Linked DNA regions of Homo sapiens: region 2 is linked to region 1. The links are chromatin contacts, found by Hi-C or POLR2A ChIA-PET in ENCODE. All regions are on one chromosome and are shown on one strand. Each heading gives the region's core, a stretch centred on a gene start or an enhancer-like site at or near the end of the contact. The rest is flanking DNA. Distances are from core to core; before and after follow the strand shown. Region 1 holds the start of BCL2L14 (BCL2 like 14). Region 2 overlaps ETV6 (ETS variant transcription factor 6).

Region 1 (6,781 bases), core at 3,980-6,479:
CCCTCCCCCATGCATTTTCCGGGCATCCCACCCTCCCCCATGCATTTTCCGGGCATCCCACCCTCCCCTCATCCATCCTGCAGCACAGCCCTGTCCATTCTGCTTGTACTGGACATCTGGTGACCCTATACTCACCCCAGCTCCACTTCCCTGTTCCCAATGACCAATCTTGGTCTCACTAAAGGTGAGACAACCATTATGTGTCTCCTGATCCAAAAACATTGGATCCGAATCTGATCAAGCCTCTGGATCTAATGATCAGTTTACAGGAAATACAGGGGACAGAGAAATAAACTAATGACCACAAGAAGGCAGCTATCCAAATTCAGTATCTGGTAAGTTCTGCAAGACAAATGGCCGGTTTCTTCAACAAATAAATGGCGCCAAAAAAAGGTGAAGACAGAGAACTGCTACAGCTTAAAAGAGACATAAGAAACATATCCGGCAGGGGACGATGGCTCACGCCTGTAATCCTAGCACTTTGGGAGGCCAAGGCGGGTAGTTCACCAGAGGTCGGGAGTTTGAGACCAGCCTGACCAACATGGAGAAACCCCGTCTCTACTAAAAATACAAAATTAGCCAGGCATGGTGGCACATGCCTGCAATCCCAGCTACTCGGGAGGCTGAGGCAGGAGAATCACTTGAACCCAGGAGGCGGAGGTTGCAGTGAGCCGAGATCACGCCATTGCATCCAGCCTGGGCAACAACAGCGAAACTCCGTCTCAAAAAAAAAAGAAAGAAAGAAAGAAAGAAAGAATAGAAACATATCAGGCAGGGCACAATCGTTCACGCCTGTAATCCCAGCACTTTGGGAGGCAGGAGTTCAAGAGCAGCCTGGCCAACGTGGTGAAACCCTGTCTCTAAAAAAAATACAAAAATTAGCTGGGCATGATGGCAGGTGCCTGTAATTCCAGTGAGTTGGGAGACTGCAACAGGAGAATCACTTGAACCTGGGAGGCAAAGGTTGCAGTGAGCGGGGATCGCGCCATTGCACTCCAGCCTGGGTGACACACGGAGACTCTGTCTCAAAAATAAATAAATAAATAAAAAGAAAAAAAAGAAACATATTAAAAAAAAAGAGACATCAATTAGATGTCATGAGTGGATCTTTATTAAATCGTAATTCAAACATACTGTATAAAGATGTAGATATCTTTGAGATGATAGAGAACTAAACACAGTACAGTGTATGTTTTAGATGATATTAAGGAAGTATTGATCATCTTGGCTGGCACCGTGGCTCACACCTGTAATCCCACCACCTTAGGAGGCCAAGGTGGGAGGATCACTTGAGACCTGGATTTGGAGACCAGTCTAGGCAACAAAGTAAGATCCCATCCCTATTTTTTAAAATTTAAAAATTAAAACATTTTTTAAAAAGATAATCTCATTAAATGTGGTAACATTGCCATTAAAAAGTACATATCTGGGCTGGGCGCGGTGGCTCACGCCTGTAATCCTAGCACTTTGGGAGGCCGAGGTGGGCAGATCACTTGAGGTCAGGAGTTCAAGACAAGCCTGGCCAACATGGTGAAACTTTGTCTCTACTAAAAATACAAAAATTAGCCAGGTATGGTGGCACATGCCTGTAATCCTAGCTACTTGGGAGGCTGAGGCTGGAGAATCACTTGAACCCAGGAGGTAGAAGTTGCAGTGAGCTGAGATGGTGCCACTGCACTGAGTAATAGAGTCAGACTCTGTCTCAAAAAAAAATAATAAAAAGAAAAAAAGAAAAAGGTACATATCTTCAAGTATATATAGTGTACATGTATATAAAAACAAAGTAGACATACTGTAAGATATGAAGGCGGGACTTTGGCTGGCTTCCCCAGCACCTAGAGTAGCGCTTGATGCTCTACTGACTGAGCTATCCGGGCTCTCTAGAATAGTGCTTGATACATGGTAGGTGCTCAAATATCTGATGACTGACTGAATGAATGATTATAGGACTGCCAGACACATTCAGAATACAGGACACATTTGGTCACATTTGAAGTTCAGATAAAGGGCAAATAATTTTTTAGTATATGTCCCAAATATCATGAGACTAATATATAATAAATATTAGTATATGTCCCAAATAAAATATTATATGCTAAAAGACACTTATATTTGTTATTTATCTGAAATTCAAACATAACTGGCTGTCTTGCATTCTTGCTTGCTAACTCTGGCCACCCTAGGAGGGGAAGCTGTTGCTGAGACACACTGAGACCTGAGGTGCGTGCAAGCAGGCAAAGCGGGCCACCAAGCAGGGTGAGGTCAGAATTAGGTGCGGCAGACTTGGTGGGGAAAAGGCTGAGTCTAGCAAGAGACCAGACATGGAATTTCTCAGGAGAGGATTCATGAGGCTTTTGATTCAAGGCTTCCTTTTGGACAGAGTGGCTCAGGGCACTGCAGGCCAGATGTGCACCCTGGTCCTTCAGGAACTGTGTCCTTGGGTAGGAGGCTGTGCGCCCTCGTCAGACCAGTAACACTGTGCTGCTGAAGAAATTTCCATGTATGTTAAAAACATCCAGACCTTTTTAATATAACACGAGGGCTTTAAAATTGTGTGTGTGTGTGCGCGTGCATGCATGTTTGTGTGTGCGTGTGCATGTGTGTGTGTGTGGCGGGGGGAGTATTGTCACTGGAGAGAGGGCTTCTTTAAGAAACAAGCTTGCTAATGCTATTTCAGCAGCAACATCAGAAATCGGGGAAACCACTGAAGTCAAGACAGAGTACTTAGTCCTTCCATTTAGTAAAATGTGAGATTTTTGTTGTCTTACAGGCCAGAAAGGCTGTGACTTGGCCCAGTCGACAGGCAAAGCTAAGAATGAGAGAGGATGAGAGAGAGGAGAAAGAACAGTGCTCAGGAGCCAGCCCCAGAAGGAGGCTACCCTACAGCGGAGGGAGCGGGGGCCTCCGCCACAAGAGCCTGGAGAGCAGGGAGCAAAAGAGAACAAACGGAGACAAAGGATTAAGAGGGTTTTAATGTATTTAACAAATGTAGATGCCGGACCCAGTGGCTCACGCCTGTAATCCCAGCACTTTGGGAGGCCCAGGGAGCAGGATCGCTTAAGCCCAGGAGTTCAAGACCAGCCTTGGCTCCGTCTCTACAAAAAATGAAAAAAATTAGCTGGGCGTGGTGGTGTGCACCTGCAGTCCCAGCCACTTGGGAGGCTGAGGGGGGAGAATCGCTTGAGCCTGGGAGTTGGAGGCTGCAGTGAGCTATGATCGCGCCAGTGCACTCCAGCCTGGGTGGCAGAGGGAGACACTCTCTTAAGAAACAAAAATAAAGAAAAAAAAAAACCCACCCACACAAACACAGAGTTTTTGTTTCCTCTAATCCTTGTTATAAATTACTTGATTGTTCAGTGTATAGCTAAGTCTTACTTTCAAGCAGCAGCGATCGAGTATTATCACAGGTTAGATCCCTTCTGCTTTCAGCTCTTCCTACAGAAATTGTACTCTATACAAGAAGCCCAACTTTGGGGTTTATGGAAAGGTAAACCATAAGTTTTATGCTTATGTTGACAGAAGCCCTGGGTGGGGCCTCTGAATGCTGGTTCAGAACCTGGAGGGGAGATTTCCGTTCCTGGGTGAGACCTGTGAGGCTTATTCTAATTCAGGGCCGCAGAGGACACAACCCTGCTTCACTGCCCTATGTTTACCTTCCTGATCCTTACCTGTAACAAACCTGCACTCTCAGAAGCAAGGCTACAGAGGTTCTTTTCTTGGTCTCTTTCCCTCCCCGAGGTGGCCGGGGTCCTCCACGTCTGGCCCCAGCGTGTCCTCTGGGAACACTGGCTGCCTGGCCGGGTGTGCTGAGAGGCCGGCTGGGAAGGCCACACTGCAACGAACACCTACATTCCAGGTATTGGCAGACGCACTGTCGCACGGTTCTCGCTCTGCGGACTCACTTGTTGAGGTGAGATTTCACTTCCCTCCCGGTGGGTGGCAGCTAACGGATAAGCACACAGAGGAAACTGCAGCAAGCACCTCGTGTTTCCACACACAGAGGCGGCCACCACCCAGTGCCCCAGTTACGCTGGACACCTGGTTCGCTGTGCCTCTGCCTGTCCCAGCGGTGAGGGGTGTGGAGAATCCCTTGGTGGCTGTCCCAGCAGAAGAGCTGACTTCATGTGCTCAGGACACACAGTTGAGGCCTGAGTGGATCTCGTGGGCACTGACACTCATCCCCACGGAGCCTCCCACAGCACATCCTAAGCTCAGCTTGGTTCTGTTGTCCGGAGCCTCCCCTTCTGCCCCTCTCCTCTCCCCCTCACTTCAGACCTCTCAGGCTCTTCGTGCCTTCTGCCTGGACTGTTCTTTAATACTAAAGGTGAAATGAGGAATGAGAGAAAGTGCCTTAACTTCCCACAATAGAAGCTGAATGCTAGACAGAGCCTCAGGTCATATTCACCAAACAGAAGGTCCGAGGCTCTGATTGTGGAAAGAAGGGGACAGGGAGCTCAGGGAGGAGGGAGCTTTCTAGAGGGGAGAGAGGAGAGAGAAGGGTCTTCCATTTACCTGTGCCTTAGACTCAAGGAATTCTCTGGGGGTCTAGACCTCCTGCGGATGAGTGCCCAAGTTCCCACGAGGTACTCAGGACTCTGATCTCAAACCAGGAATTCCCATGCTGGCTTCAGTCCCTGAATCCTCGTGGTCTCCAGCTTGGGCAGTGGTGTCCCTGGCCACGGAATGGCTGTCATGTCATTGCATACCTCCCCAGATACATAAGCAGAGAAGACTGAGTAACGTCACATACCTCAACCAGTAATGTGTTCTTAACTGAATGTCCCAAACCCTTTGTAGCAAAAGAGAAATGAAAGAGAAACCTAAATAACCTTTCTTCGTCTTTCCTGGAAACCCCGCTAAACTAGATTCTCAATGTCATTTTGTGTCCTGAGACTTACATGATAAGAACTTTGTAATAAACCCAGTAAAGAGCTCCCTGAATTAGACTGCCTCATTTGGCAAACAGCTAAAGACCAGGCTGTGTCCTCCTGCAAAGGCTGAGGATGAAGACTGGTGCCTCCTGGTGTTACCTGGTCTGGAAGCTGTCTGTGATTTCTTCTGCTTCAGGTCAGGTGGCAGTAAGGATATTTCTATACCTGAGTCTCTCTCCACGAAACTTAAGAGGAAACTTTCAACAGGTCTTCTTGGCTTGTCGTTTGGAAAGACTCAGGTAGTTTAGAGCCCCAGGCTCTAAACTTTCTTCAGGTTTAGGACTCAGCCTGAAAAGAGGCTTAAAGAAGGAGAACCACTTCCTTATTACGCCCTGCCCCTGGCTTTTTAATTGAAGGAGGGGCTGATCTTTGCCCGTGTAATTTGACTCTAAAAGGAATTCTATATCCATTACCTAGCACTCTTCCTGCCCTTTGGGATAACTAGGTGGGTGTTCTGATACTTCTTTACTATCCTTATCAGTTGTTAGTTAAACAAATGTTTACTGACCGCCTAACATGGTACAGGTACTGTACACATATTTAATCTTTTTTTTTTTTTTGAGACAGAGTTTCACTCTGTTGCCCAGGCTGGAGTGCAGTGGTGCGATCTTGGCGCACTGCAACCTCCGCCTCCTGGGTTCAAGCGATTCTCATATCTCAGCCTCCTGAGTTTCTGGGATTACAGGCTTGCACCAGCACGCCTGGCTAATTTTTGTATTTTTAGTAGAGACAGGGGTTTCACCATGTTGGTCTCGAACTCCTGGCCTCAGGTGGTCTGCCCTCCTCGGCCTCCCAAAGTGCTGGGATTACAGGCGTAAGCCACTGCGCCCGGCCAACATATTTAATCTTAACAACATTGAGAGGCAGGCGTTACGATTCCCATTGCACAGATGAGGAAACTGAGGCTCAGAGAGGTGAAGTATCTTGCTACGGATCCCTATCAGTTGAGCTGAGATCCAAATCGTGCTCTTTCTGGCTTTACACTCTATCATGTCACCTCTCCTATGTGACTCAAAGATTGTGTTCAAGTGGAACCACTGGAAAAGTGTTCAAAAAGGAATCTAAGCACAGCCATAGTAAAAACCACAAAAACCCACTGAAAGGCCAAATGTCATAACTTTAGAGATGGAATTCCCTATTATATGAAATAGGAAACAGTTACATCTGATTTTATGCTCTTTCCAGAGTCTTAAGTGAAATAGATATATATGGCCATGCTTGAGATCATAAACCCTGGACCGCTGGTCAAACTGTGACGATGAAGGAAGTGTGAATAGTGAAAGGGGAATTAATGCTATTTTCGTAAAAGTGGGGAAGAATGGGTCATTTAAATATTAGGCAAACAGATCCACAAGAGACAAACAGATGGTAGTTATGGGAAAGTTAGATATTTAGTAACTCGAGGTGAATTTTCACCAGCAAACTAATATTTTTTGCACCAGTGAGGTCAATGTAGAGGGTATTAAAGAAATACTAAGAATGATTTTTCTCTTTTTATAAAAACTTGCCACCTTTTTTTTTTTTTTTTTGAGACGGAGTCTTGCTCTGTCGCCCAGGCTGGAGTGCAGTGGTGCGATCTTGGCTCACTGCAAGCTCCACCTCCTGGGTTCACGCCATTCTCCTGCCTCAGCCTCCCAAGTAGCTGGGACTACAGGCGCCCGCCACCAAGCCTGGATAATTTTTTTTTTTTTTTGTATTTTTAGTAGAGACGGGGTTTCACCGTGTTAGCCAGGATGGCCTCGATCTCCTGACCTCCCGATCTGCCCGCCTCCACCTCCCAAAGTGCTGGGATTACAGGCGTGAGCCACCGCGCCTGGCCAAAAACTTGCAACCTTTTTTTGGGGGGAGAC
Region 2 (6,681 bases), core at 1,630-4,129, 310 kb after region 1:
ATTTTAAGTAAAACAAGGAAGGGGGAGATATCTCAAACCACAGCCTTACAAAAATTAATCTCTCAGACATATTGTGAATGGTTAAGTGGTGAGAGCCCACAGCAGCTGTGCTGAAGTGAATAAGATACAGTATTTTATGAAGCTTCTTAGCAAAGAGGCATTAGCAGGAAACTGCCAGATTCACAGTTAAGTTTTTAATTTTCCATTTAAAATCACTTCATTAAAAAAAAAAAAGTGGTGAAAAGGAAACAATACAGAGACCTAAAGCACAAAAAGAGAGAATGGTATTGAACCTGAGACTGCGTATCAAGCAGTGGGGACCAAGAGAGACGTAGACAGATGAGGATCTAAGACGGCCCTGGATTTTCACTTTGCAATTAGATTGCATTGGAATGGTAGGGGGATGGGGTCTGATCTTATTACACTATGTATGTGCCAGGGCTCTGAAAGGGACAGTATTTACCAGGAGACAGAGCAAGGGACTAGGGAGAGTCATATAGTTCACTAAAATCTGGATATATAAACCCTGAAGTTTTGGGTTGTGGTAGATGTTTTCTGTGGGGTAGCTTTAAATTTTTATTTTAGTGAGTTATTCTGTTTTTCTGAAATTTGTGAAGCTTTAACCACAGTCAGATCTCAAAGGGGAACTCAACACTATTCTTCATGTTCTTAAAGTGAAGAGATTAGGCAATAGGGCTTTGGCTTCTATTGGAAGGCAAGGTGTATATTGGATGGACCTGTCTCCCACCTACCACCTCTGTGACTCTGGTCAAGTTCCTTTTCCTCTTTAAGTTTGACTCTTCATCAGTAAGATGAGGATAATAAAACCCAGTTCACAGGACTGCCTAGAGGGTTAAATGATACAATACATGTGAAAAGCGCCTACCATAAGCACTCAATAAATGGAAGTTATTATTCCACATGGAGAACTACAAAGGATCTTTCCCCCAAATTCTGCACACCTCCTCCCTGTCACACACACATAGGCCACCCAGCTCTGGTAGCTCCTTCCCCAAGGGTCAAGATTTTCCTGACCACTTACTTCAACTCAAGACTTGGATTACCATGCCCTTTATACATCTGCAAGATCTTGGCATTACGATCAAACGTGATCATCCCTGAAGTAAAGACATTTAGTGAGAATGGTTGAAAGGCTTAAGGATTCAGATTTATACTCCCAAATTCACTACTCCTGTCAAAGAAATGCAGATGACTTGCACATTCTCAAATCGCCAGTGTACTAGAGGAGACCTGACCTTCTTTGGCCAAGACTGATGATGGCAATGTCTTGAGAGCAATGGCCACGCACAGTAAGTAGCAGACTGCTCATCCTGGCCTCAGAGCTCCAGGCTCACAATGTTTTGTCTAAATCAGGAGGCCTGGATTTTCCATCTAGTTTTCCATCTGTCTTATCCACAGAGAAGGCCAGCCCTAAGCAAATTATAGTGCTTATTTCCAACTCTACCCACTCCGTGCTGGCCACGGTCCTTCCACTTCAAAAAATTCAGGAGATCTGATAAGCTAATTTTCATTAAGATATTAGGGACTTGAGGTATTAATTATCTCTCTCCATAACTATCTCCTGCCATAATGATTTACTTTTAAAAGTGGAGCTATGTGGAAATAATGCCTGATCCAAAAGGAATGTCTCAACAATGGAATTTCAGGCACCCTGGTCATTCATCGTGGGAGATATTTATGTTCAAAGCACTCTAAATCATTGCAACTGGGTGACCACATTCCCTGCTTAAGTATAACATTCACCCCGTTCACAGTCAACTATAAGCCCTCTGTCCTGGGTCCAAAGTAATGCTATCTGAACAATAAAGGTTTAGAAGGCAGCCACTTTCTGAATCTCAATACTCCTTTAGCAAACAAAGAAGTACCAGACATGAGAGAGCTACACAGCGTCTGCACAGTGCCAATGCTACAATACCCAGTTGTATTTCAAGTTCTTTTCCCCGATCACTGGGGTGGCAGGAATCGTCACAGTAGTAGGAATAATCACAGAAGCTTTGTGAAGCAGGTATCTGGAATAACAGCTATAAGACGATCCCAACGAAAGCACGTGCGTGCACACACACTTGGATTCATCTGAAGCAAAAATTTTTCTCTAAGAATCAAAAGAAAAGCTTATTTTCTTTCATAAGGTCCAAAATCTATTTGATCAGAGACAAATTTCACATCTTTTTAGGTTTTTGTGGGTCTCTGAAGCTCCTCTCAGCACTTGGTCAGGGCATTCCAGTAGTTTCATTTATAACCCATGAGTCTCAAGTGAAGAAAACCTCTCTCAGGGAATTCCTACTTTTGTGTTCCTAAAAGACCTTTAATAAAACCCCAGATACCTGGATGAATATTTGAATCACGGCCAAATTTTAAGGTCAGCAAGAGCCCCCACGAAAAATGCTTGACAGAGTTGTAAATAGGGGAACGAGAACTGCGTCTGTTCAGAGAGGGGACTTTGTGAGGTGGCTTCACTACCACCTCATAGGAGAAGTGAAAGGAGTCAGTGTGGGAGCTGAGGAGTTCAAGAACAATGGCGTGAAGGAATCAGAATGAAAAAGGAAAGCATTTTCTCCCCGACTTTGTTCATATCTAGTGGGAAACCATGCCTAACAGAGATGAACCTTCCAACCCATCCGAATAACAGGTTTGGGAACCTGCACCACCTTAGGGTTCCTTCCTGAAGCAAGGCATGCGAGGAGGAGGAGGAAGGAGAAAGAGTCATTTTATGTCCTCAAGAGGGCTGGCACCAAATCACTTACTCATATTTGTTTCTCTACAAAGAGTTCCTGATGTTGGTGACTTAAGAGCTACTTAAGGAGAAAAAATAAAACCCCTCATCAGCTTTGGTCACGAATCACTGCTGCTTTGGGCGAGTCTTTTCTCCCTAATCTTACACCCCCTTTTCACAGCCCATGGCAATGAGTAGATGATTCCAGCAACTAGTTGAGGGCCTCTATTTAGAAATACTTTCCTTGGGTGTGAGTTTTCATGCCCAGGGGATGGTATAAGTGTCACAGATTCTCTCTGCTGGCTGAGGCGGATGGAAATGTACTTTCAAGCTCAGCATCAAAGCCTTCACTTTAGAAGCTGAAAGCCTTCATTCCCTTGCCAACTGTGCTTTTTTTCTCCCATAATTAATTAATGCAGTATTAATTGTGCATGTGCTACGGAGCCGGCTAAGGGAGGATAGTGTGGCCCATCCACGCAGATCAGCTGGCTCTGTAAAGCCTAAAACCCAGTGGATACCATCTCCAGAGGGAGAAAAACGCAGACTGAAATTTTTTACAGGTTACAGGAAAGGCAAACACGCCTTGAGTTGCAGAGGGGATTGCCGCTAATCACACAGTTGGGGTCAAGTAGATAGTTAGCAGAAGCCACACCTGTGCATGTTGCATGGGGCAAAGGGCCAAGCCACAGACAATTCTCAGGCCAGAAAGGGGGCTATGAGAACAGGGGAGCAGGCCTGTGATCTGGCTGTAAGGTCCTGGGAACCAGCATAAGGCAAGAGTGGCAGGGACAGTCTTTAGAAGCCCTGCAAGGCCTAGGAGCTGGCACCAGTTCTCATCCCACAAAAGCATTAACCCGATTTCAATCACAGGAACCATAGGGAAATGCTCAACAGAGCTGGGTGTTGGATTTCCCTATTTCCTTGCAGGAGGGCTTCCTCCCAAAACAATCACAGGTAAAACGAAGGACAATTTCCTGTGTCATGAAAGTACCACCATCTGCACTAAAATTTGATGTTGAGTCCTAAAAATCAAGTGAATGATCATGAAATCTGGCATTTACAGATAATGTTCCACTGCTGATACCCCTTGTGTTTCTCTTCTGGAATAAGAGAACAATGCGACGATTGAGTTGGGGAGAACTTAGGAATCATATACTCAGGCCATTTCACTTTGCAGATGTGGAAACCACAGTCCTGAGAGATGGAATGAACTGCTGGGATGACCCAAGTAATCAGCCACGTAGAACCAGAGCTCAAGGAACTGACCCCTACAAGAGCATGTTCTCTGCCCTCTTACCCTGTTGTAGCGTGTTCTGGCACACATGCCATGTGGGTAAACTAAGGCACCAAACGTCAGGCAATTTTTCTGAAGCGTGTTGGCTTAACACAAATTATCAGGAAGTTCAGTGTTTTAAGGTGTAAACTCAGTAACACAATCTTCATTCAATCACAGCATCTTTCTTACTGTTTAATAACCATCTGTGAGGTAGATCATCTCTTTAAAAAAGATGGAAAATAATAGACAAGGAACCTCTTTTTACTTCATTTAGTTTTGTTTCTAACACTCCAGAATTTACACACATACCTGAGACTATCTGGCAGATAACAGTGTGCATACAGGATTGGATATGGAAATTTATCTTCCTTCAAGTTCAAAAGATAATTTGGTTTATAGCTCTGATTTTATCCATCTGGGCCCTCTTGTCAGTAATTTATATTATGCTTAAAAATTGGAAAAAAAAATCAGCCTGTTAGCTTGGATATTCTCCTTCTAACCAATAGATAGAATGAAACAACTTTCATTTGCTCCTCAGACTTTTAAAGAGTAATAGGGTGAAGTGGAAAATAAAAGTCTGGGTTTTGGAATTAGATACGGATTCAAATTGGGGCTCCTCCACTTTCTCTGGGTGACCTCGGGCAAGTGGTTTACCTGAGCCTCAGGTATAATATCTACTGTGCAGAGTTTGTTATTATTCAGGATAATATATATGAAGCATATACATATACACACATATATACATATATACACACACACACATATACTTTTATATACACACACACACACACACACACACACACACATATATATAATAATAGTAGTGATCATTATTTCTTCTTCCACACAACAATGCCACAGAGATTCTCTAGAGTGGCTTTATGATCTTAAACACGGTTGACCTCAGAGTGGCTCCTAAGGAGAAACACAGGCTCCTGTGAGCTGGCAGGTAGGGTACAATGACCAAAAAACTAAAGCTCATTTGCAAAGATGAGCTACTTCTGGAAAACAAATGGGTAATAAAATCCTAACAATGATACTTCTCAATCAGAGCTCCATAAATTGCTGGATACCCCTATAATTTTTAAATGGTGCTATTCAACACCCTAAAACTTGTCCTAGGTGCTTTTAAAAAAGTATTGTTACATCTTCCCTTACAAACCTTCACCCTCCTCAGTGAACCATTTCAGTTAGTACCCCCACCCCAGAAGTAGAGAATTTAGCCTCAGCTGACCTGGTAAAATAGGGTATTCACTGCGTAGCCCTGTGCAGTCAACTTTCCCTTCTAGGTATCCAATCGTCATCCACCCCACATCTACAGTTCTTTATCCATTATCCGTACCCATCATCTGCATTTCTATTACTGGAATCTTACAGCCCCATTTGAGAGCTACTGGTATCCATGATCTGCTGGAAGCAGAAATGGAGACCAATGTTGAAAGAATGGGGTTTTGTCCACACACCCAAGATGGAGGCAGTAAATATTGGGGCAGTGTGACTAATTATACTTGGGAATTTACAGTCAGCATGTGGCCAGAGCCAGGGCCAGTTTAAATCTCTCAAGTCCTGCTCTACCCCTCCTTCAGAAGAGATCAGAAAAATGAACCACAAAACACTCACACATGGTACAGGCAACTGAGAATCAGAATCCACCCATGGCAACAGCAAAAGCAGCAACATCTAAACGTCGCTGCTAACGTTTACCTCTGATGAAGTTGTCAAGGTCATCCTGCCAGAAACCCCAAAAGTTTGAATTACTAATGTGGTGTAACTCACACATGAAGCAAAATGGGAGAAAATATCAGTTATTTGAGCATGGAAACTGCTGTATTTGTATATACTCAGCTCAACCAATGCTTTCTGATAATCAGAGGAGGTGAGAAGTAACTTAGAGAAGCACATTCAAGCCAACACACTGAACCTTTATCACACCTGCCAGAAAGCATTAGGTAGATACATGTAAGGGTGACTGTGGAGCTCATGGACAGGAACTCCTCAATCTGCGGAAACCCATCAAGACGAGAGAAAGACCACAGACGTATTGAGGGTTGGGAAAATCCAAGAGGAAGCAACGGACAGAAGAAAAGAAGAAATGGAAATAAAGTTTCTGATTTCCTGTTGCTGTTCAAGTTTCATAAAATGGACTGGTTCTCATCGTCTTTTATTTTTTAAAGGGTTCTCTTAGTCTGCTATAACCTTTCAGTGTTGAGTCTAGAATAAAGCTGGGCACCTCTGGGCTCACATAAATAACACAGAGCACCAGGTAGGGACAACCCATTGTCAACAGTTTCCAAATGTCTACTTCAGAACTCTGAGGAAAGGGAGAGCCCGTGACACTAATGAGGGGCCGTGCCATCTTCATCCTCCCCTCCCCATCCCCCACAGCGAAACCAGGGCCACTTTGTCAGAGCTGACGCTGGAGGAACTGCCTTAAATGTACACAGAGCTCACTGCATGAAATGTGAAGTGAAAGAAAAGGTCAGTAAACCTCTGGTTATATATTTTTTTTCTTAAAAAAAAAAAGACATCTATAAATAGCTGCATTTATTGAAGCTGCTTCCTTATCAGGAAGCATGGAGCTAGGAATTAACGTCTGCCTGCATCGGAAATTCTTTCAGACAGCAAACCCAAAAAGGAAATTTCCCTTCCAAAGCATCCTGGCTGTTCTGCT

What was found. Hi-C counts contacts between places; a loop is a spot of excess contacts on that map. ChIA-PET counts read pairs that join two places held with the same protein, here RNA polymerase II (POLR2A). Pooled maps may share reads with other maps.
Region 2: a loop to region 1 is called in a pooled map, with 2.6 times the contacts of the local background. The contact joins the enhancer-like site here to the promoter of BCL2L14 in region 1. A Hi-C loop is called at or near these places in 3 of 50 pooled maps. POLR2A ChIA-PET finds 5 or more read pairs at or near these places in 2 of 52 experiments (activated CD4-positive, alpha-beta memory T cell and activated naive CD4-positive, alpha-beta T cell).

Annotation. Positions count from the first base shown.
Region 1 is chr12:12,069,387-12,076,167 of GRCh38, reverse strand. BCL2L14 (BCL2 like 14) reads right to left here and starts at 5,229. Exons shown (of 6, transcript NM_138723.2): 1 at 5,031-5,229. RefSeq lists enhancers at 2,498-3,185, 4,933-5,022 and a silencer at 6,392-6,571.
Region 2 is chr12:11,759,014-11,765,694 of GRCh38, reverse strand. The region is part of intron 2 of ETV6 (ETS variant transcription factor 6); the gene reads right to left. Among named protein-coding and RNA genes, the nearest start is that of ETV6, 110 kb to the right of the region's middle. RefSeq lists enhancers at 2,199-2,408, 2,739-2,788, 3,289-3,408, 3,419-3,588. Within about 2 kb of position 2,879, at least 10 of the 41 ENCODE cell types and tissues checked have a DNase peak (open chromatin) inside an H3K27ac peak, as active enhancers do.